Regions from separate parts of the Homo sapiens genome. Here region 2 is linked to region 1. A link is an interaction called in ENCODE POLR2A ChIA-PET data of the cell type or tissue named here. Cell type or tissue: A673. All regions are shown on one strand. Each heading gives the region's core, and the rest is flanking DNA. Links, peaks and the distances in the headings are about the cores only.

The links. Peaks named below come from ENCODE experiments on the same cell type or tissue, not always from the same donor. Only the 100,000 strongest peaks of a DNase experiment are listed, where the experiment ranks them.
Region 2: POLR2A ChIA-PET joins it to region 1 with 5 read pairs; 3 of 35 experiments call an interaction of 5 or more read pairs at or near these places.

Annotation. Positions count from the first base shown.
Region 1 is chr1:77,617,857-77,630,758 of GRCh38, reverse strand. All of the region lies in intron 5 of ZZZ3 (zinc finger ZZ-type containing 3), which reads left to right. Among named protein-coding and RNA genes, the nearest start is that of ZZZ3, 58 kb to the left of the region's middle. In A673, for the core only: no CTCF peak of the experiment used is centred there; a DNase peak (open chromatin) is centred at 10,218; H3K27ac peaks cover 5,000 bases.
Region 2 is chr1:77,381,408-77,394,309 of GRCh38, reverse strand. All of the region lies in intron 6 of AK5 (adenylate kinase 5), which reads right to left. Among named protein-coding and RNA genes, the nearest start is that of AK5, 110 kb to the right of the region's middle. In A673, for the core only: no CTCF peak of the experiment used is centred there; no DNase peak of the experiment used is centred there.

The DNA.
Region 1 (12,902 bases), core at 7,117-12,116:
ATACAGTGGTCTTTCAGCATAGGCCCCTTCTGAAAAGTTTTCTTCTGCTTTCTTTTGAAATACTATCTTAATATTGTATTTGATAGTTCATGTCATCTGAGCATTTTACAATTTTGTGAAAATGTTAGGAGTCTCGAGTATTTGGAATATTTGAAGTCCAGTTTTAGATAGCAAAACAACTCATAAATGAAGTTTTTTTTGTATTAGAAATAAGTTGAGTTCTGCTGTTCATATATACTGTCAGTTTTTTTGTTTGTTTGTTTGTTTTTGTTTTTCGTTTTTTGAGACAGCATCGCACTTGTTGCCCAGGCTTGAGTACACAGGTGCAATCATGGCTCACTGCAACCTTGACTTCCCTGGGCTCAAGCAATCCTCCCATCTCAGCCTCCCAAGTAGCTGGGACTACAGGCACATGCCACCACTCCTGGCTAATATTTTTTTGTATTTTGTAGAGGCAGGTTTTCACCATGGTGCCCAGGCTCGTCTTAATCTCCTGGGCTCGATTGATCCTCCCACCTCAGCCTCCCAGAGTATTGAGTATAGGCATGAGCCACTGCACCTGGCCTAGTATCAGTTTTTAAAAGTAGACCTGTTTATCTGCAGTGCAGGGAAGGAGAGCGTATGTCTTAGGAAAATACCAAAAACTAAAGAAATGTGAATTTTTATAAAATGATATATGTTAGTTCTGTTCTTTGCTTTTTATTGTTTTAGTCTTGACTCGTTATTGATTGTGGAAATTTTTTTTCTAGTAATTCACTACAGTATTACTTTTTGTAAGAGATTGCCCGATAATAATTCTGAAGGATGATGTTCACATAAAACAGTTACCTAAAGATACAGTCATAACATTGATATTCCACATTCATAACCCTTTGAGGATGAGAACAATACAGCTTAATTGGTGCTTTTATACATTTTATATAGTGTGCTTTTATATGTTTATTTTTCATGTGTTCCTTAAGATATAGAGACTCCTTTGGAATTTGGATGCTAGTTGCTTTGTTAGAACAGTGTTTTCAAATTAATGCCTCATTGGGTGACATTGGGGAAAAAATTACTGATTCTTGCCTTTTTGCCTTGCTCCAGATCTTTTGAAGGATAGCACTTTTTTTGTTTGTTTGTTTTTTGTTTTGGAGACAGAGTCTCACTCTGCCACCCGGGCTGGAGTGCAGTGGCACAGTCGTGGCTCACTGCAGCTTTGACCTACCTCCCAGGCTTAGGTTATCCTCCCACCTCAGCCTCCCAAGTTGCTGCTGGGACTACAGGTGTACGCCATCACACCTGTCTAATTTTTTGTAATTTTAATTGAGACAGGGGTTCGCCATGTTGTCCAGGCTGATCTTGAACTCCTGGGTTCGAGCGATCTGCCCGCCTTGGCCTCCCAAAGTGCTGGGATTACAGGCATGAACCACCTAACCTGGCTAGGATCGCACTTTTGAGACTTTTCTCTTTTTTCTTTTTTTTCAAAGGAAGCAAATCAGAAATGAGATGGAGTATCATGATTAGCATCTCAGAGCTAATTTAAGGAAAATTGGGAGAGGGTGTTTGATCATGTCAGATCTAATCTCTTTCAGTAAAGTCTCTTTCCTCCCCCATACCTTCATTGTCTAGAGCCAAGAGTTGGTTGGATATAATGTTGGCTCTTTTTAATCCAAGTTGCCATCGCTAAAAGTAGCATCATGACACCTGTCTGGTGCTTTCAAGTCTCAAGTAAATTTCTGGCAGTTTGAAAATGATGTTAAAAAGCACTTGGGTTTTAAAAAAAGGCACTTGAAGGAGATGGTTTATTCTCCTCCTGTACACACATATGTACATACCTTGTCAAATGTTACTTCTCTTCCTTATTCTCCCTGTGCTAGAAACGTTCTCCAGGTAATTGCTTTTTGAAACCGAGGTTGAGCATTGCCCAGCCTAAATATGAATATCTCTACCAGTAGGGAATGAATACTTCTTGATAGCCAGTTTTAAAAGTAAGTTGTTAATAGAAAATACTGAGCATGGCATAATTCTTTGTCTAGAGCCAGGAGGACATAACTCTGTGTTATTCTAGTTGAAACTTTTCCTCTAACCTAACAGTGATCAACAGCCTTCTATCCTAGTGTTCAGCTTACAGTTTATCTGTCTTGTGTGCAAAGATATCCCATATAAGGTCATCCGATCACTTGTAAATGTTTGCGAAAGTATTGTGTAGAATCCTAGTCTTAGATGTGATTTATAGTAAATTAGGCATTAGACCAGGGAAACAAATCTGTGGATGTTCTGGGTACTAGCTTGATGCCTCTCTAGATGCCATCCCTCTTCTCTAGCGCATAAATCCACAGTGTGCTTTTATATATTTATTTTTCCAAATGGAGAACCCCACTGTGAGAAAGGGACCAGAGAATATCTTTTTCTCTGGCAAGATTCCATCTGTGGATTATTTTATTAGACATGCCTTCTGAAAGATTAGGGGTGGAGGATCAAAAGAAATATTCTTTATCTGAAGGCTCTTTGATCTTCAGGGTTGATAGAATCTGTTAAAGTGTTAGATAATACAGTACCTAATGATTTCTTTTTAGGCTTAAATAGCCTCACTGAATGAGATTATTTACTTAACTGTGATTGCCCTTTCTGTTTCGGAATTGACCTTGCTAATTTTTGAATCAGGAGCACTGAAACAGATCTCTAAATTTTGAAGGTCTGGCTCTAGGAAGCACAAGTGTGGAAGATTTTAGGTCTTAGGTTTTAATGTTCAGAGCGTTTCTTCCAATTCAAAACGTAATCACTGGAAAATAAACTTCTAAATGAAAATGTGCTTTGGTCAGCTGCCTCTGAATTATCATTGTGCAACATTACTTAAATAAATTTGTGTTTGAAAGACCTTGGGTATCTTCATTTAAGGATCTTTGGTATTATAACATTTCATGAACAGATAAGGGGGTGAAAAGTCAAATTTAGGGATTCTAGATTCTTGAGCTCTTACAAAGATTAACTCATTGATAACAGATTGCTAACATTTATACCAGTTCTTAAGTTTCTAGATAATGAACCTGTAAGATAGTTATTGCTCATCTAAGAGTGTTGCTCAGGTACTCTGCAGGTGAGAATATTATTTTCAAGTCACGTTTAAGAGTTTCTAAGAATTGTGTTAAACTTGGATTTTGGAAAACGTTAATGATAGTAAATAATTATAATATGTCCTTCTTATTGCACCATGCTTATTTCATAGTTGATTAAACAAACATTTGATATTTTCATCAATTTTGGAAGCTGCATAGAGAAAATCTTAATCAGTTCTTGGAGATTTACTTATTGAGAGTCTACTTTTACTGTTGGTCAAAGTAATTTCTTTCAAGGGGCCAGAAAAACTCCAGGATCTTGCTTAAAAATCACTAGAGGAGTCATCCTACCCTGAATAAGATAATTTTACATCTGTATTGTGCTTCATAATTTACAAAGCAATTTCATTAGTTTCTCATTTGACTATCATGACAGTTTGAAAGTAGACAGGATAGGCACCGTTATACAGTCCCCATTTCCTAACTCGTAATTAAGAATTTTAGATTATTAATTTTAAGTAATATAATGAATTACTAAATAGGATCAAACTTCTATCTTTTAATTACTAGTTTGAACTATACTTGGTTACCTCATCCAGTGAGGACTTACTTCATGGGCTTTTGGGTTTCTATGTTGAGAACCCTCATGGAGCAGATCTTGGGGACTCAGTTGTCAGGAATTCTTTACCCTGAGGTTAGGTTCTGTAATTGTAGTCATGATTATCTGATTTTTATTTGTTACAGAATCAGCATTATAGGTAAGTACTTTGCTTTATTTATTGAATGAAATACTTTCATGTTCATTATTTTAAAGAACATCTTATTTGTGAAGAATAAACTGGTGAAATAAAACTATGGCTGTAGCTTGATTTCAAATAGAGGATTTGAATAATATGAAAAGAATACTCTGGGGTATTTTAGAATGCGGTAGGTATATTAAAGTCAAAGATTACTAAGGAAAACTCATGCTTGGTGTACCTTCTCAACTCACCAGAAAAGGCTGTAGAATAATAGCCGGATTTACCCCTCTGGTCTGGCACAAAGATTAATGGGAAGAGAGAGGTAGCTTTCTAAAACAGGGGTCCCCAACCAGTCCATGGCCTGTTAGGAACTGGGCTGCACACCAGGAGGTGAACAGCACCTCCTGTCAGATCAACAGTGAAATTAGATTCTCATAGGAGCACGAACTCTATTGTGAACCATGCATGTGAGGGATCTAGGTTGCACGCTCCTTATGAGAATCTAATGCCTGATGATCTGTCACTGTCTCTTATCACCCCCAGATGAGATCGTCTAGTTGCAGGAAAACAAGCTTAGGGCTCCCACTGATTCTACATTATGGTGAGTTGTATAATTATTTCATTAGATATTACAATGGAATAATAAGGATAATAGAAATAAAGTACACAGTAAATGTAATGTGCTTGAATCATCCTGAAACAACCCCATCACCCAGTCTGTGGAAAAAATTGTCCTTCATGAAACCAGTTCCCAGTGCCAAAAAGGTTGGGGACTGCTGCTCTAAAATATGTAATTTTTGCTTGTAAGTAGAGTAAGCCATTGACTAACCAAAACATTAAGTGAATTTTTTGCTTTTTCCTTTGAATACCAACTTGTTTTGTTTCAACTACTGTAGATGGTATCTAAAAGTGATTCTCTGCTGTAATCCAAGTATATTTGTACCCAAGTATAATTTAACCTTTTCTTTTTTTTCTTTTTTTTTTGAGACAGGGTCTCACTCTGTCACCCAGGCTGGAGTGCAGTGGTGCCATCTCAGCTCACTGCAACCTCTGCCTCCCAGGTTCAAGTGATTCTCCTGCCTCAGCCTCCTGAGTAGCTGGGATTACAGACGTGCCACCACACCCGGCTAGTTTTTGTATTTTTTTTTTTTTTAGTAGAGACAGAGTTTCATCATGTTGACCAGGCTGGTCTCGAACTCCTGACCTCAAGTGATCCGCCCCCCTCAGCCTCCCAAAGTGCTGGGATTACAGGTGTGAGCCACCATGCCTGGCTTAACCTTTTCTTTTTGATTTAGGTTCATCTTTTTGACAGAGGTTATGAAGTAATACTTTTCTGGCATCATTGCCAGAATAGGTCTGTTTTTTTCCTGTGATAAATTATTTTGGGCTACTTGGTTTTTTATGTTCTTATAATCTGTTTCTTTTCTATGTTCTTTTCTAAGTTCTGTGACTTTTTATTGTTTTCTTCATTTTTGTTGGCTTTCATGAGTCACCTTCCTTTAGTAACTAAGACTTTCCTTCTAATTGACTGCTTTTAGTTTTCTCTGAAATTGGATATCAGAATAACACTTGTCAGAATTATGTCTCATGATTCTTTAGTGATTGATACATTGAGGAGTTTATCTTTGAATGAATATGTGTTAGTGTGTGGGATGTTTGATTGTGTTTTCTTGTTTGTATGCTTTCCGGTTTAGGGGCTGTGTTTCATGTAAGTTACCAGATCTAAATTCTGAACAGAGAAACAATAATTATTTCCTTATATATATGGTAAGAAAGACTCACTTAGCAATAAACCCCATCTAAAACAATTATTTATCTACAATTTTGACACTAATTGAAGCTTAGCTTTTAGTTGCAGAAACTTAATTTTGGTAATTTTTTATAGAAGTGTACAGAAAACCCAACTTTTTTCCTTCTATACTCACTCTGTCTCAGTACTTCACTTCTGACACCAGATCTATAGGAAACCTCAACTGTTTTTCTCTCTACTCACACTCAACACTTCTGTGACCAGATTTGTGGTGGTTTTTCCCACTGACCAATTCTCTGACTCAGTTGAATGTCCTATGATTCCATTCAATATTCTGACACTAACTGGAGTTAGTGCAGACCCCACAGGTTAAGGTCTCCATCCTACAAGACTGCCTCCCACTTCAGAAGCCAATCACAAATGGTAGGTCCTCAGGTTACCCACAGTTTCGGTCTGACTTGGCTACAAATTGGAGGGTCCCACCACCCCCTCCTCAGATTTGATAATTTGCTAGAGTGGCTCACAGACCTCAGGAAAACAATTTACTTATTACGGCTGATTAATTACAAAGGATATTTCGAAGGATCCAAATGAAGAGTCAGATGAAGAGATATGTATGTACGGCAAGGTCTGGAAGGGTCCCAGGCACAGAAGCTTTTTTTCCTGTGGAGTTTGGGTCAGCAACCCTCATAGCTCGTAGATGTGTTCACCAATCTAGTAGCTCTCTAAACTTTGTCTTTTAGGGGTTTTTCAAAATGGAGCTTCATTTCTCAGGCATGCATGATTATTAACTCAATCTCCAGCTCTTCTAACCTCCCCAGAGCACACAAGGGTTGGGGCTTGTAAGTTGTAATGATGGCTTGCTCTTTGTAATGACCATCCTCCACCCAGGACTCCACCCAGAGTGACTTTATTAGAACAAAAGGGTCTCCTATCATCCAGGAAATTCTAAGGGATTCAGGAACTCTGTGTCAGGCACTCCTGTCACTCAGGAAATTGTAGAGGTCTTAGGAGCTCTGTGTCAGGAACTGGGATCAAAGACCAACTATTAGGAACAAAGATTTTTCTAGCATCCCTATTTACAAGAGTTTTAGGAGCTCTATGCCCAGAACTGGGAGTAGAGACCAATATATTTACTTTTTATTATTTCACAAGTAGGCTTAGGAATGTTGTATTTTTACATATTAGTAAGAAGAGTATACCATATATGCTATTTTTTGTGTTGTTTCATGTTATCAGATATTGTAATGTATAGTAATAAATGGGAAGATCTGTGTTGTGATCTACTTCTCTCTTTTTTTTTGGTCTTACTTTTCAGTGGAATCTTTTTGTTTGTTTAACTTTTATTTCTTTTACTGTGGAAAGCTGCTTTTGTTTGTCTCTTTATTCTCTGATTTTAACATAGGGAAAATCTGAATGTGGCCAGAGGAGACTAATAATTTGTGCAGGACCCTCTCAGGCAAGATTTTCTGTGGTGTGCTGTGATTGAATTTTCACATGTCTACTAATCTTGGGAATTGGATTATAGACATTGTACATATGTTGCTGAGGGTCAGGATTTTGTTTTCTTTCCTTAAAAAATGTTGACATTTGTTCTGACAGGCAGTTAATTTGGGGATAAACTTGGTCCTGTTAAGGCTTATGCTTACCTTTGTTAGGGGAAGTACAGAGTAGCCTGTTCTCTAGATCTCGGTTAGCCTTCTATAGTATGGTCTTAGTGATATCTTGTTTAAAGAGGTAATTTACTATGGTTGATAGAATCATGAATGTTTCTAGCCTTATGAGGACACTGTTAGTTGTTCTTTATATAGCTCCTTGGTAGTTGTTCTTTGCTTGGTTTGTGGAGTCTCATCTTATGTGTGTGCAGCATTATATTCAGCCAGACTCAAGAGGACCTCTATGCAGATAGCATTGTTTGTCTTTCTGTGTTGCTTCTTCCTTTTTGATACTCCGTCCCACAAATTCTAGCCGCTTCAGCTTCCCCAAACTGTTTTCTGTCTCTCTGCTGAGCAACACACCTCCCTGTTCTATAGTACTGACAGTACTTCCAAGTAGAAAGAGAGGGTGATAATAGGGCTTATTTCATCTGTTTGCCTTCTCTCACAGATCACAGTTACATGCTGTCTGTTGTCTAATGTTTGGAAATAGTTATTATTTGTATATTTTCTCCAGTTTTGTAGTTGTGGATGGCAGGATGGCCATTCTGTGTCAGTTACTCTGTTATGACTGTAAGTGGATGTCTCTGATGTAATTTTAGTATGCACTGGGTATGTTTTCTTCCTATAATACTCAAACCCAAGCCTGCAGTTTGATTATCTGGGGATTACTGTGGGCGAGCTTTTACTTATACCTTAAAAAATAGTTTCAGCAACTTCTTTTTTTTAAAGAAGTTGAAGTCAGAAATTGTAACAGTAAGAATTTTAATTGAAGAATGATGGTAACTTCTACCTACTTGTTTTAGTTATGATTAGGTATTGCTGAGGTTGGAACAGAAATAAAAATTAGGTTACTGGTGAGATAAAGTTCTTGAGGATGGGTAAAAGAGAGAAGGTGACATACAAAAAGATATGAAACTTTTTTACTAGGTTTCAAATGGTAATTCTAAGAGTCTAAGAAATTACGTATTTGTTAGCTATTTTTCACAGATATTTCAAGGATTTTTGTTGTACCAGATTTGCTGTATAATATTTTAATAAAGCCATGGTGAATATGTTCTTTTTCAATCCAGTTTCTAGTAGATGGTTTTCTTTTTAAATAAATTTAAATGTAAAGTATTTTGGAGAAATCTATTTTTCCTTGTACTTTAATTTTTACCATTTGTGTTGGAAAAATTTGATTCAGGTTTTTTTTTTTTTTTTTTGCTATTTTTCATTTGTTTTACATTATCATTCCTTTTAGTTTATTTTGTTTGTTTTGTTTCTTTTGAGACAGGTTCTCACTCTGTCACCCAGGTTGTAGTGCAGTGGCACAGTCTAGGCTCACTGCAGCCTCAGCCCCTCCGGCTCAAGCAATCCTCCCACCTCAGCTGCCTGAGTAGCTGGGACTACAGGTGTGTGCCACCACACCTGGCTAATTTTTTTTTTTTTTTTTTTTTGTGGAGACAAGGCCTCATTATGTTGCCCAGGCTAGTTTTGAACTCCTGGCCTCTTTCCTCGGCCTCCCAAAGTGTTGGGATTACAGGCATAAGCCAGCACACCCGACCCTTCAGTTATTAACGCATTCATATATTTTAACTAAAGGTTCTCAAAACATAATTAAGATTATGCTTAAACTTTTAGTTGGAGGGAAGGATCATGTTACCGTCTTAACATGTGAGATGTGAGATTGAAAAAGTGTAAGATGTCAGTTAAGATTACAATAAAAACTGGAAGTATATTCTTTTTTCTTTTATCGTTATTATATTTATATTTTTTCAAGACAGGGTCTTGCTCTGTTCCCCAGGCTGGAGTACAGTGGTGTGATCATGCCTTACCGCAGCCTCGATTTCCTGGGCACAGGAAATCCTCCTGCCTTGGCTTCCCAAGTAGCTGGGACTACAGGTGCGTACCACCACACGTGGCTAATTTTTATATTTTCTTGTAGAGATGGGGTTTTGTCATGTTGCCCAGGCTGGTCTCAAACTCCTGGGCTCAAGCCATCCGCCCACCTTGGCCTCCCAAAGTGCTGGGATTGCAGGTGTGAGGCACCATGCCTGGACTTTTTTTTTTTTTTTTTAACTTAAATTTAAATTTAAATTTTTATTTCTTAAATTTTTTCCCAAACTCTTTCTTCACTGGATTTTTTTTTTAAAGGGAGGGTCTCACTCTGTCACCCAGGCTCAAGTGCAGTGACACAATCATGGCTCACTGCAGCCTTGAACTCCTGGGCTCAAGTGATCCTCCCGCCTCAGCCTTCTAATTTTATTTAATTTTTTTGTAGAGACAGGCTCCTTCTGTGTTGCCCAGGCTGGTCACGAACTTTGGGTGTCAAGTGATCCTCCCAAAGTCTTGGGATTACAGTTACGAGCCACTGTGCCTGGCCAGTAGTGTTTTTTGAGACACTAATTATAACTAGATAATGTTTTTATTTTCAAGATGCTTATATTATTTAGATCTAGAATCTCACTATATTGTTAAACTTTATCTTTAAATTATTTACCAAATCAAGGTGATTGGGCTAGATTTGAGGAACTCTACAACTGCCTTCCAATTATTTTTCGCTGGCAGTATGATGCTAAGCTTTTGTTTCTACAAAAAAACTTTATTTTGATTTCTGTAGTTATAATTAGTGTATTATATACATGGTTTTGGACTCACTTCTTTCTGTGTTCTTGCCCTTATTTTTGGCACTGCTTAGGCTTCAGTTACTGGCTTTGTTCTTCCTTTGCATCCTCTCTCTGGGTGTTCCCACTCACTGCTGTGGCTTAAATTACTATCTATATACTGATGAATTTTGAAATGCCTATCACCAGCTTAGATTATTCTTGAGTATCAGACCATTTAGTGGATAGCTGCATTTCCATGTCCCATAGTATACCCAGTGGAACATGTCTGAAACTGAACTTACTGCTTCTTTCATACTCACATTGAATATTCACGTTTTTTCCTTGATTTGGTGGAGTCTTTTACTTGCCCAATCCAGAAAAAGCAAAGTATTCTTCAACTACTTGTTTACTACACCTTCCTCTCCTACTGTTCTTACTGATTCAGCTCAGTTTCCTTCCTTCCTTCCTTCCTTCCTTCCTTCCTTCCTTCCTTCCTTCCTTCCATTCTTTCGTTCTTTCTTTCTTTCTAATGTAGGCCACTGTCATCTCTTTTCTGGATTACTTAACATACTTCCTTATTTGCTTTCTGTGGTGCTAGTTTACTTTGCCAATGAATTCTTATACTGTAGCTGGAGTAAATGTCTTAGAATAAAATCGACTCTTTAAAATGAATCATTGCATGATTTTTAAACATGTCTTTTACTGTCTGCCTCTCACTGTACATTCTATTCCAATTGAATCTTGATTTCCTTAGTTCCTTAATTATGTTCTCTCATTCTAGGCCCTCCTCATATGCCTAACTGCCTGCTCTACCTTTTCCCTGTTTTCTTGATTATTGTGCTACTTCTACAAAGCCTTTCTGAATTTAGACATCATATTCTCTGAGAAATCTTATCTTTAGGCCTGATTATTAGTTGCTCCTTGTGTGCTGTGTTGTAGTTATAATTGCCTGTAAATGTGTACAAGAGACCATAAGCTCTTTGAGAGAATCATGTCTGTCTGGTTGGTTGATGTATCGGTGGTGAAATTTCAAGCATTATACTGCTTTGAAAATGTCAGAGAAAAATTTAGCATGCTTTTCATAGTAGAAAAATTTAAATACCATTATTTGACTTTCAAGATTCTGAATTTTATATAGTGTTAGTGATTTTTTAACATTTAAATTTTCGAAAGAAAAATATGCGATATCATCATTCATATGGTTAATTTAACTCAGCTATGTGGAGACATATAAGAGGAGTCTCATGTTTACAGATGAGTTGTCCGAGTTTGTTACCTAGTGGTAAAATCATGTTTTTACATGGTCATATAAGAAATGTAAGTTCAGTTTTTAATAATACCAGACTCCCAAAGAGAAGTCATTGTGTTATAAAATAAATTTAGGTTTGGTATTATCAGAATGTTTTATATGATTGTAAATACAATTTTACAATCTAGAGTTTTGCCAGTAGGCATTAGAAGCCTACAGAGTGGTTAAGAATTTGATTGTGGTTGTCTTTACTGAATTGAAGGACTTGAAAGAAAATGTGTGTCCTTGCCTTTTTATGTGTGTCTGTTCTATTAAAGATTTTCAGTAGAGGATAGTACTCAACTTTCTTGGTTAAAAACTCATAATTTTGAGTAGATGCTACAATTAATTTAAAATGACATGTGCTGTGTCTTTGCAGTTACTATGAAATGATAGCCTACATATAGTTTAACATACATGTAGTTTGGGCTATATTTGAGGTATGTTGTTTGTTACAGTATTAGTTTTTAACTAGAAGTTACTAACTTGCCTCTGTTATATGAAACTTTTATGTATTTGTAATACTAGAATAAGAGGTAAACATTTTAGATTTTACAGTGGATTGTTTCATAGAATAGGTAATCTAAAATTCTGGAGTAGGGAAATATCAAGGGAATCTTGATCTGACTGGTTGTCAGGGGTTTTTTTCTAGATGATTGTGAAATTTTTATTCTGTTAGCTATAATATAGTTGCATTTAGCTTTCTATTTTAAGAGAGAAAACTCAAGAATTCTGTGGCATATATTTAGAAAAGCAGAACCTAGGGATAAATTGAAAAGGTCATCTTTTAAGGTCTGTTCCCATAAGAATCTTTGAGTCTTCAGGGGAAAAAGACCATTTTTTGAAGGTTATAATAATGTGATTAAAAAACACTGACAGATTGTTTTAAAATTTCCTATACAAGTTACTTAAATTCAGTGACTAGTAAATAACTTCTTTAAGCTATTTAAAACTAACAAGGACAATAAAGTTAAGGTAATCAGAACTTGTTTGCAGCTTGTTGCAGGAATCAGAAATTCACTCAGAGTATCTCAAACAACAAAGGGGTTTATTTTAAATAAATGATAGCAAACAATCTTGCGAATACTCATGATCAGAAAACAAATTCGAGGCAGACCTCATGAAATTATAACCTGTCAGTATTCAAGATTATATATACTCTCTCACCACTGCTTGTCTTTGTACAGTACAGGCTAGTTTTTCTTATTTTATTAATGTTTTTTGCACACTTTCTTCCTTTCCCCTGAAATTTCATTTTGCAGATGGCATTGGCTTCCTACTGTGCTTGTCATGATCCCAACTTTATATGACATTTTATTCCCAGAGCCTCGTCACAGTCTCTAAAGAGAACCTGGTTCTTGACTATCCAATAGATTGGCTTCCTTGGTCAGTCCATCCCTGGCCGAATTATCAATTGTCAGGGGTGGGATTATTGGACAAAAAAAAAAAAAAAAAAAAAAAAAAAAGGCTGCATTGGTCTACTCTTCTAGAGCAAGGGTATATCTTCCAGCAAAAAGGTATGTGGGCAGGTTGGTAGGCTGCCAAAACATGCCCATTATAGACCATTTAGCTTTTTGGGTAAAATTGTACTCTTGGTCAATTGTTTATAAAATAAGATATGGAAACACTAATACATTGCTGGTTGCAGGGTAAAATGGTGCACCCACTGTGGATAACAGTTTGGTGGTTCCTCAATAAGTTAAACATAGAATTACCATATGATTCAGCAATTCCACATTTATTTATTTATTTTTTGAGATGGAGTTTTGCTCTGTCACCTAGGCTGGAGTGCAGTGGTGCAATCTTGTTTCACTGCAACCTCCGCCTTCTGGGTTCAAGTGAT
Region 2 (12,902 bases), core at 2,800-7,799, 230 kb after region 1:
TGCCCCACCACATACTCTTTATCTGACAAGAATTCATGAATCACAAAGCACACATTCAGATTTACGACATTTTTTCTTTTTCTTTTTTTTTTTTTGAGATGGAGTCTCGCTCTGTCACCCAGGTTGGAGTGCAGTGGCATGATCTCAGCTCACTGCAAGCTCTGCCTCCCGGGTTCACTCCATTCTCCTGCCTCAGCCTCCCGAGTAGCTGGAACTACAGGTACACGTCACCACAGCCAGTTAATTTTTGTATTTTTAGTAGAGACAGGGTTTCACCATGTTGGCCAGGCTGGTCTCGAACTCCTGACTTCAAGTGATAGGCCCACCTCAACCTCCCAAAGTGCTGGGATGAACAGGCATGAGCCACTGTGCCTGGCCAAGATTTACATTATTTTAAAATCTGGCTTGATAAATCAGTTTCTTAATAATATCAACAATAATGCACTGTTTCTCTTTGACCACAGGTCACACTCAAGGGAAGTGATGAGGTGGAGAGGTAGACCACCTGGATCAAATCCCAGGCACACCTTACTAGCTATGTGACTCTGGAGGAGTTACTGATTCTCTAAGCTTCTTTCCTCGTCTAGAAAATAGTGTCATGTGGGTATGGAATGCTGAAAGGTAGAAAATCCATTATTAGTACAGAACTTTGCATGTAGTAAATCTAAGTGTTGCCAATTACCACACTGGGAAGTGGCAAGTGGTTGTCTATGTAGAATCACGTTTTCTGGAAGTATTTGAGGTGGGATAAATTCTTTTAAGTCCAAAATGACTTACATATCTTTCTGACAACTTCTTAGCTCTCATGATCACTACTTTTTAAAAATCCCGTTTTACATTTATTTCATAAATACCATTATAACAATGATAAAAGAAAAGCCACAATAGCAACAAATTGTCCCAATCTGTGCCTAGCTTTCACATTTCCATAATCGCTTTTGAATCAAGCAGACACTAACTTAAAGGAGATGCCCTGCAAGTGAATAAATGAATTGCTGTCTCAATGGCTTTTCCTCCAAAAGAAGTAAAAGGTATTACAAAAATTATGCCCTGACAACTAGCTAGATTGATGTGTTTACTCTGAAGTAGTAATAACTATAGTTACAGTATCACAAAATGCTTTCCTCAGTTTTAAAAGATTTTACTAGCCTGGACAACATAGTGAGACCCTGTCTGTACAAAAAATAAATTAATTAATAAATAAAAATAAGTAGCTGCGTGTGGTGGGGCATACCTGCAGTCCCAGCTACTTGGAAGGCTGAGGTCGGAAGACTGATTGAGCCCAGAAGGTCGAGACTGCAGTGAGCTGTGATCACATCACCGCACTCCAGCCTGGGTGACAGAGCAAGACCCTGTCTCAAAAATATAAATCTAAATAAATAAATAAAATATTTTAAAGGAAATCCCACTACTATGTCCTGGTTGGAAGGGCAAAATGGGACATGGTGGGCAAAGTGATGAATTTGGAATGAGAAACTACAACAATGACATTAACACTAGATTGCAGAATAGATTTCCATGAATTATATTAAAAAAAAAACCCAGCAATCATTCCTTTGGCCACCAAAAGGCCATTTCCTTTTGGCATAAAATCATGACCTACTTAGCGGTCTTGTCAGAAGAGTCAGAACTATTATTATGAATGTGCGGATTTGGATTCTGTGTTTGCCAGTCACAATTAACACAGCTGAATGACAGCCGAGAGAGTTGAACACAACTCCCTGGGCACACACGGAAGAGAAACCAATATAGGTTCTCTCTTTCTAAAATCCAGATACATAATTTTTAATGATTTGTAAGTAGCCAGATACTTATCTCACTTTAAGAAAACATTAGTGTTTGTTTAAAATGTGTTATTTTATTTCTTTCTCTAATATGTCAAGTGAATTACAGAGGGATTTTGGCTTAAACTTTAAGTCAGTTATCTCATATACAGCACAGAACAAATCAGTAATTACCCTGAAGAAGAGCTAAGCAACTCATTAAAAAGGCCTCAAATGTATCAGAGGCTCTTTCACATTCCATTCATGAGATTTGGGCTTGGAAACTTGTGCTTAGGAGGAATACTGAAAAATTAACATCCATTTTAATCTCATGCCTTGTAATAATACTCATAGTATATTTTAAACTACAGGCAGGCCTAAACATAATCAATTTAGATTGTATAATTATATATCTTCACAGTCAATGGTTAATCTGTAATATAGCGGAGACAAAAATACTGAGAATCTTCTGGATGTTTCAAGTACTCTGCATGATCCAAGGATTCTAGAATTTCTCATTTTTATTCAAGGAGTATGTTGGAGTCTACGTACCTGTCCATTTGTTGTAGAACGAGGAAAATGCAGCTGTTAATTCTATCTTTTAAAAGGAAAACAAAGCCACTCTATGAAGCTATAAATGACTCAGGATAAGTAGTTATCAATATTTGTTTCACCCCATTTATTTCACCTTCCTAATTTCTGAGCATTTGGTGTAACGAAGAAGTTAAATGTGTCAGCTCTGATGTCACACCAGCCATGTGGCTCTGGAAAACATCCATCTCAGTTTCTGCAGGCATAAAATCAAGATAATAACAATTCCTACCTGATGAAAATAATCCAAGCAGTGTGTCTGCACATGGGAAATGTTTTCTAGATGCTGGTTATTATTATGATTTATTTCTTAGAATCTGGTTCTTCAGTGTCTTTTTTTTGTAGCACCTATCCATCTGTTCATTCACCCATTAGCTATTAATTGAACACTTGGGATGGATAGATACTGCAACAACAGCCTGAGGAGATATATATATATATATATATATATATATATATACACACACACACATACACACACACATATGTGTATATATATATACACACACATATATGTATATATGTATATATATACATATATATGTGTGTGTATATATATATATATTTTTTTTTTTGCATAAAGTACTGAGACAGACAAATAAATGTATACCAGGGTGATGTGCCTATGCCTCAGCTGCTGTGAGTGTTGGCAGCTAAGAGCTAAGAGCTCACTTCTGCACCCTTCTCTAGAGGACTGCTCTTAGCTAATGGGTGCTGTCTGGGAGCAGGACTCAACCCCTGGGGCTGTTTCCATAATCATCCTACCTGCCCATGCAACCAGGCTGAGGCTGGACTTCTCCTGAACCCATTTATTTGTGTCTGACTCCTTTTCCTCCCTTCTGCTTTTCCCTTCGCTCAATGACAGGTGTCTTCTGAGAGAACTCCCTCAACAGACCTTGTCAGAGGGTCTGCTGCCAGGAGATCTAACCCAAGACAAAGTTTGTCCGTGGATTATTTTGATAATAATTTTGACAGCAATACAGGTTTCAAGTAAATAAATAATGGCTAACCAAATCTTTCTACAGCTTCCTTAAAATACACAGACACAAATAATCTATTGTTCTTCCAAAGTGATTGTACACAAACATTTTAAGTATTCTTATTAAGGTGCCTCTGCCTTTCTTTGTTACTTTAGCTTTTTTAGAGCTCCTTCATCTTTAAACATAAAAAAATCATGCTATTCTACATATAGTATTATATACATAAAAAGATGTAAATTAAGTTGAACAAAAATATTATTTAAGAACTTTTAAACATTTTGTGTTTGCTTTTATTTCCTATGTTCTTCCAAAGTTGAAATAAAATCCTTTCTACTTTTTAAAACAGATTGGTGATTTTGATGATCTCCCTGGTTCCATGTTTATTCCTATTGCCTTTTTTTCATTCACTCATTACAAGTGGTCTGGGCTTGTCCTTTTGTGTAAGAGTAAGTTGTTAGCATCATCAACTCTGAGCTAAAATGGGCTTCTCCCCTCTCACCTGAGTGTCCAGAATAACATTTTTATCAGTTAACTGTTTACTGATACTGAGTAATGAGGCCATCCAACATATATGCAGTAGTCTAGGGAAATAATTTTCACATAGTGAAATATGTGCTCTAGTAAAAACTTTTGCATCTGTGTTTTGTAAACCATGACAAATAATGCAATTATAAATAATTATAGATGAATGCCTGGTACAGGGATTTCACACCATTAGAACTGTGCTTATGTGGCTTTTTAAAGAAACTAAACATAACTGATTTTACCTGGGTAGGAATGTCAGAAATGAACAGAATGAATTTCTTAATATTCTGCAGGTCTCTTACTGAATGGCTAATTATCCTTCATAACTGGTGATCCTTCACCAAATCACAGAATTACAGGGTTAAAATAGACCTTGAATGTCCAGCTGAGACCCTCTTCTCACTCCTGAATTTGGACAGACCAAAGGCTTGAAGTCTGCCTGCCATGAAATTATACTCTTTTTTTAAAAAAGATTTTTTTTTTCTTTTTGAGACAGAGTCTCATTCTGTTGCCCAACTTGGAGTGCAGTGGTGAGATCATGGCTCACTGCAGCCTCCACCTCTTGGGCTCAAGTGAACCTCCCACCTTAGCCTCCCAAGTATCTGGAACTACAGGCATTCACCACCACATCCAGCTGATTCTTGTATTTTTTGTAGAGATGGGGTTTCACCATGTTGCCCAGACTGGTCTTGAACTCCTGGGCTCAAGCAATCTGTCTGTCTCAGCGTCCCAAAGTACTGAGATTACAGGCATGAGCCATCGTGCCCAGCCTTAAAAAACAAATTTTAGAGACACTGTGGTGTCATATTATGCATAAAATAATTTGCAATTATTTAACCTCCCAAATTTTCACAAATTTCCTATTAATCACACTATCAGTTTCTATGAAAAGCTAAAATTGTATTCATTTCCTCCATCTTCCTTTTTTCTGCAGTCATCTTCTCCTCCTCACTACATCCTTCTGTCACTTTTCTGTATTTAACTTATGTAATCCAGCATTTCTCCTGTTTCAGGCAGCCTCAGTGGCCCAGATAATGATACTTCCTTCTTCCCTATTAGCAAGGCACAGAAACTATTCTTGCAGTAGCCATTGATTCATCCACTTTCTTTCCTGGCGTTTGGGACAAGAATTTGCAAACATCTTAACTACACGTTTGAAAATGGAATGTTTCTATTCCCTCATTTCCACCATTTTCTTTTCTCAGGCAGATGTGGTCTTGGCTTTTACCAATAGTGTATCACATCAAAGTAATTCTACAGTCTCTCTCTGGAGACATCAGAAAGGCAGCCTTGGGATATCCACTTTCATACCTCACAGGGTCCCACAGTACAGTCCCCTCCAATTCAGGCTGCTCTCTAGTCAAAGAAGTCAGTTACTATTCTCAACGTTGTAAGCTTCACTGATCCTTAATTATGCTGCTTGACTATCAGTAAGCCTTCTTTTTTCCAGACAAGGTAGTTCTCATTTCGGAGCTAGCTCTGCTTCCATCCAGTCTCCTGGTTCTTCTCTTCTACTTTCCTCCACTTCCCTGATATTCTGAATTTGCTTCCTTCATTTGCGGTCTGTGATTCAGACTGTCCATTGCAACAGCAGCCCTTCCAGTCACCACGTCAAAAGAGCTTTCACACTTCACATTCTCTTATTCTCCTTTTGGCCAAGTGGAGAAAGTTCAAGGCTGTAATTAATCTTTTTTTTTTTTTTCCATAGAGCTTATGCTTCCCACATTGTTTTCAGTAGAGCATAATAGTTTTCTTAAATGTCAGGCTTTATGTAGCTGATAACATTTTAAAGGTATTTCTCCCACGTTTTTCATTCTGAATTATCATAGTTTCCCATACATGAGGAATGCTTAATGCAAAAACAACAACAACAACAACAACAAAACAACCAAAAGAACGACCAGGTTCTTTTACATGGCTTTGGGTTTCTCAGATGTTAAAGATTTAGTGGCAAAGACTACCTGAATGCTGAAAATAACTTACTGACAGAGGACAGTGCTTGGGGTGATGATAATTCAGAGATAATACACCTATTAATTTGTTCTCTAAATGTAGCATTTAACATTGAATGCATACAGGGACAGAGATGCTGTGACTGCTGTTTCACTTTTCCTTTCCTTTAAAGACAAACATCTGTTAATCTAGCAGCTTGACTTGTATCATAAAATATGCATGTCACTACGGAGACCAGTGAGATTGATCTGAATAAGCAATTAATGCCCAACACTTGTGATATTGTATTTGCAGAATTATGGAAGAAAAAATGTTACAGAGTAGAATAAGAGGAATTCAAACCTTGAGTCTCTTAAAGCCTCATTTATATATGTGCATGACAATGGAACTTTCAAACAATATGATTGTTAATATGGCATTATGTCATAATGGATCAAGAAACAGTAATGCTTGTCATTTAAAATGGCAGGATAATAAGAAAATAAGCAGCTGAGAAATCAATGTTAGACAAAAGTATCCAGGTGGTGGTTTTAGCAGCCAATTTTAACACAGAAATAATGGTTTACATTGCTCTGAGCAAACCTTTACTAATGGAAAGCCAGTCTTAAACAAAAGATAAATGAAAGGATGATTATTTGCTTTTCAAATGATTCAGTTGTTCCCTAAAAATGTTACTAATCAGATACCAAGTCCTGTTAATTCCCAGCAGAATGTAGCTAACTTTAAGCAAGATGCAAGAGGCTTGTTTTGACTCCATGCTGCTCATCACTTGGAGTATGTTTTCAGACACATGTGATTAAGCTTCTTCACCTATAAATGAAGACGTTCTAGGTCCAGTCAGTGGTTTCCAGCCTGGGAGTATGATTGGGGTTTAGGAAAGCAGTGATAAGCATCCACAAGTTACTTTAAAAAATATTTTGCATTTCAGAATGCCTAATGGGAATTGTATTTATGTCACGAAGATGCTCTAAATGTAAGCTAAAACCTTGAGTTTCTTTGCTTGGCCTTGTCAACTTAGTAGTAATAGTGGTTAACTCATGCTGGTCAAAGCTCTGATTGATTATAATGACATTCTAGAAATTTACAGTGACAATTAGGGTAAAATAATATTTAATGTTCCTCAGAGATGAAAAAATTGTGTATCCCTAAGTTTTTGTATCTTTAACATTCTAATATTCCTCCTTTCCATTGCCAATGCCATTGTTCAAGTTAAAGTCATGCTCATGTCCTAGCTGAAAGGTTGCTATAATTGCTTAACTCCTTCTTGACTTCTGGCTTAGTCTTCTGGTCACAGCAAGCCACATATTACCAGCAGGCTGATCTTGCCTATATCTTGCTCAAAAACATTCAGGTGCAGCACTATTCACCATAGCTAAGAAATGAAATCAACCTGTGCATCCATGAACAGATGAACGGACAAAGAAAATGTAGCACATTTACACAATGGAATTCTATTCAGCCATAAAAGGAATGAAATCCTGTCATTTGCAGCAACATGGGTAGAACTGGAGGTCGTTATCTTGAGTGAAATAAGCCAGACACAAAAAGACAAATATTGCATGTTCTCACTTACATGTGAGAGAGAAAAAATTTGAACACATAGAGGTAGGAAGTGAAAAAAATAGATAATAGAGACTGGGAAGGGTGAGCGCAGGCAGGGAGAGGGGAGGATGAAGAGAAATAGGTTAAAATAAAGGGAATAAATTAAATGATGTTGATAACAGAGTAGGATGACTATACTTAACAAAAATGTATTGTACTCAGGTGATGGATGCCCTGAATACCTCTGACTTGATCACTACACATTATACATATGTAACAGCTTTTATCATACACTCCAGAAATTTTCAAACACATACAAGACATTCAGGGACTTATTATTTCCTATGAGATAAAATCCTCCCCTGACATGGTATCTTCAGGCTGCCCTTTCATAATGATTTTCCCCCACCCTTTCAATACATATCTTATGCTGCTGCCAACCTGGCTTACTACTCATCTCACAGTGTCATATGAGCTGCCTGCCTCTGCTCCTGTGTGCTCCCTTTCACCCCACAGTCCTCCACACTCCTCTGTGTAATCACAAGGTTCTTTTAAACACTCAGCTCTAGCCCCCTTCTCCATGAACTGAAGCCTACATCATCTCCACCCTTAAGTCCAGAGACAGACAGTGTCAGTCTGTTACTCTTATTTAATATTTGGAATATGTTGCCTTATAATATTGCCATCCTGAATAAATGATAGACTCTTGGAAGGAATGGACTTCTTGCAAGTCTCTAAATTTCACACACAGCCTAAAATAATGTATTTGATTTACTAAGGGCTCAAAGAAAACTAATATTGATTTATTAAAAATTACTCTGTGATTGCCAGGAACACAACTATTATACTAAGCAAGGTTATGACTATTCCAAGCCTCTTAAAAATTTAAAAATAATTAAATCAAAGTAATATATACACAGAGTTTGAAAAGAAAGATAATATGATATCAAAAGGCTTCATGAAAAATAGCAGTCTACTCTCTTGCAGGCAAACTTATTTTTATTTTAGCTGTTTCCGCTGGAAGTTATTGCCATTATAAACAATATATTTGACTGCTATTTCTTGATTTCTCAGTTTTAGGATTTATCTCTTATACCACTTTTCACCTCCTATGGTTGTGATCTCTAAATACTATTATGCCACTCTTTTCTACTACATGATTCATTCTCTCATGGAATCCTGTTCCTGTTCTGTGGTGACACTACTTTCTCATATTTCTCTGAAGATGTAACTAGACTGCTGCTAATGTTTTCTCGCATTTCCTGTGTTACCTCCATTTCTTCCAGGTTCATTGCTTTTTGTTGTGTATATTGCACCTGCATTCATATTGAAAGCTTTCCTCAAAAGGCCTTTTCGTTGACCACACATATTTATGAACAGTGGGAATTTGATGCCTAATAGTAAAATGTAGCCAAAATATTTATTATTTTGAGAGGGGTGCAGAGAAGAGGGAGAAGACAGAAACAGAAACACACACTTAAAAACTTTGTAAAGTCTGGCCGGGCGCAGTGGCTCAAGCCTGTAATCCCACCACTTTGGGAGGCCAAGGTGGGTGGATCATGAGATCAGGAGATCGAGACCATCCTGGCCAGCACGGTGAAACCCCCTCTCTACTAAAAATACAAAAAATTAGCCGGGCGTGGTGGCGGGCACCTGTAGTCCCAGCTACTCGGGAGGCTGAGGCAGGAGAATGGCGTGAACCCGGGAGGCGGAGCTTGCAGTGAGCCGAGATTGTGCCACTGCACTCCAGCCTGGGCGACAGAGCGAGACTCTGTCTCCAAAACAAAACAAAACAAAACAAAAACAAAAAAACACTTTGTAAAGTCTCAATTTACCTTCATGAAGTCAGACTACCCAAAATGTCACTGATACATGAAGAAAACTGCCCTGTCCTGAGCATCTCACCCACTTAATAGCAATATATTAATCAACAAATTTTGGCTGTTGATGAATAGAGTTTAAGAGTTAAACTTACTGTTCTACATCTAGTAAGGGGCAGAGCTAGGACTTGCACCCAGGCGATGTACTTCCACTATACCATTCTGCCTCTCACTCCACGACTACCAAACAACCCTCAGTCCTGCTATTCACTAATTGGTTATCACTTGTAGTAGTAGTAGTGTCATCATTACCGAATCCTAGAAGTATTGCTGCATACGAGGGGTGTGTCCATTTTGATAGATGCTATTATATACTTTGAACTCACTTCCATAGTGACTGTTGGGCATTGAATTATTTCTAGTTTCTGTTATGAGGCATGTGGATTAGTTCAGAAAGGTGTCCTATTTCTTTTATTTTCCTTCATCTTTCTTTTTCCTTATTTTCTCTTCTGTTTTTCTTTTGCACTGTTTCAGAGGCAGCATGGGGTGGTAGAAAGAGCTTGGGTAAACCAAGACTTGAATCTCTCTGATCTGATCGACTTATGTAGCTTTTCTGAGTCCCTTTCTGAGTCTCAATTTCCTTATCTTTAAAACACAGTCAGTAATGTCCACCTGTAGCATTTCAGTAAGGATATGAAATAATATCTATAAAGTGTCCAGTGCAGGGCTTAATTTAGTTTTCCAGTAAGTGTAGTAGATATAATTATCACCATCACTACATAGTTCTAGAAATATTGCACTTAAAAAGGATTTTGAAAGATTTTGTTACATTCTTTCAACTATCTTTTACAACCATAGTGTAAAACACTGCTGCCTGCAATGTATGAATATACTCTACAGCTCTGTCGCTGTAGAGTTTCTTTATTTTTGATAATTTAAGTAGTTGTGAGGTGGTACTGCACGTTTGAGTTACTTAATATTTCCCTGATTAACAGCCAAGTATGAACTTTTTTCTAAATAATGTCTGTTCGTGCCCATCTGTAGAATAAGGGCCTGCTATTATGCTTATGGCTTTTTTTAAAAATGTGAAATTTAGATATGAAGAAACTGTCATATTCATGGTGGTTTTATTATATCTCTAATATAACATTTTTAATCTTTTAATAATGAAATTCATCCACCCTTTTTCTATTTGCTCAATAGTGAAGGGAAATACATTTTCCTTAATAACTGGAGCAATTATATTACATTTTAAATTGAAAAACCCCATATATTTAACTGTTTCATTCAACTAGAGTTCATTGTGGCTTATTTTTCTTAATGTTGATAGCTACTCATTTCATAGGGCATTATTATCACTTAAAAACACTTGATTTAACATATCTCTATATTTCATATTTTATAAAGTTCTTTACATGTTGATATTACATTTTGATATTTTAATTGGAATTGTAGTAACTTTGACGGTTCTTCAACATTAGGGTCAGAAACAAGAAATATATTGGCTTTTACTCAAATAGTCCTTTGCTTTTCCCATGAAGGTTTCATAATATTTTTTATTCAGTGCTAGAGAATGCCATATTAGCATAAGTAGCAGATATTTAGCATTTTTTTGATACGGGGAATGGCATCTCTTTTCCTTCATTATTGTTCATTTTATGATCACTTTACTAGATTTTCTAGATCATCACACATAGCTTTCAGTTTATTACCCTGGATTTCCTAACCATAAATGGTTTGCAAATGGTAATCTTTGTCTTTCTTTATTCCTGTGTTAATCCCCCATTTTTTATGACTTCTCACAGTGGCAGGAATCCTTAATAATATAGATAACTTGAGTGCACTAAAGTGTACTCTTGTTTTGTTTGGAAATGTGTGTAATATATTTTTGTTAAGTATAGTGACTCTTAATTTTCAGTAAATATTACTTTAAGAGTAATTTTATGCTTAAACTTTACTTTTCAAAAACTCCAGAAAAATGTACGACTTTAATCAAATGTCTTTTAAAGCAATCTATTCAAATACTCATTATGATGTTTTTGAATCATTCTGCTGACATTTATCATAATAATGGTTTTTCTAATATGGTACTAAACTATGTTCTAGGGATACACTTTATTTAGGTATAACAAATGAATTTGTGAACATATTCATTTGTTCTCTTTGTATTTCTTTTATTTAGGACCATAAGTGGGTTGTCTGAACAAGCTTTACTTTTAGCAATCAACTTGGCAGGATTTAGGCTCAAGATGAAAGGTGTCTCAAGAATACTGTGATTCTGGATGAAAGAGTATTATTATTAACAATAACATCCATCACTATAGGGTTTGAAGGCTAGAAGATCTGTTAGACAGTGCTTAGTATCCATGTTAACTCTTTATTAGCAGTTGAGGAAACCAAAGCCCCAAGATGTTAATGACTTGCCCAAGAATCCACAGATGGTTGGTGGGATAAAATAGAATAAAAACATACAAAAATGTGTTCTAGGCTGGGCGCACTGGCTTATGCCTGTAATATCAACACTTTGGGAAGCTGAGACGGGTGACTCACTTGAGGCCAAGAGTTTGAGATCAGCTTGGGCAACAGAGTGAGATCCTCTCTCTATAAAAAATTAAAAATTAGCCAGGCATGATGGTGCGTGCCTGTATTCCTAGTTACTCAGGTAGCTGAGATGGGAGGATTATTTGAGCCTGGAAGTTTGAGGTTGCAGTGAGCTGTGATTACACCATTGCATTCCAGCCTAGGTGACAGAGTGAGACCCTGTCTCTAAAACAAATGAAAAATTTAAAAAAGTGTTTTACATCTTTAGTGGAAATGGCAATATTTAAATCTGGTACTATCATTTGCTCCAGTTTTGCATTTTGAGCATAATTTATAAACAGAAATAAGCAAAAAAAAAAAAAAAAAATTAAAAGATTATAAAATGGGTCTTACGAGAAAGTGTAAAAGGATCTGGGTTCTTTTATGGGAAAACGATTGAAAGGACTTAATATCATTTTTAATGCAGAAAAAGATTTCTTAATGAAAAGAATGTCTGAAAATCTTTTTTATAAAAGTTCATGGAGGAACTGGTGAAAATGGTTGTCCGAGATCTCCAGGCAATGCAGCAACCACCTTTGACCTGGGCAGCCTCTCCCTGTGCAGAGGGTGGGTGGAGGGGTGTGGCATGTGCATGGCGGAGGAGGTCTGGCAAGCAATAATGCATTTAAGTTTTTTCTCATTAATCTACTACTTTGTTTATTTTAATGCTATCTAGCATCCTTATTAGGGTTGCTTCCATGTCAATGTGGAATTTATTTCACCTAGTAAGATGTTAGTTACTTTTAAATAAGTGTCTCTATAATTTAGCTGAATATACAAAATAGAGAACTCTGAATGCTCTAGTGGGTAATAGTAGGAGAATAGTGGTAATGATAAAATAGAGTTACCTGGGAACCCCAAATATTTATAAGCTGAAGAAAATTGTTCAGATTTCCTTTGTTCAGACCTGTTAAGCAAACCCCTGTGAAGTCAAGGATATCCCACTATTGAGCACTTAGTAAAGTAATATTTTGCTACTGCTTGTTTGCATGTCTGTCTTGCCCTCCTGTACACAATGTCTTTCAAAGCAGGACCATGTTTTGTTCTTTTGGTGCCAAGCATGGTGTCTTGTACATGTGTCTTGTACATAGCTGGCCTGTGTTAAATATCTGTTGAAGAAATAAATAAGTGACTGGAATCTGGGCTGT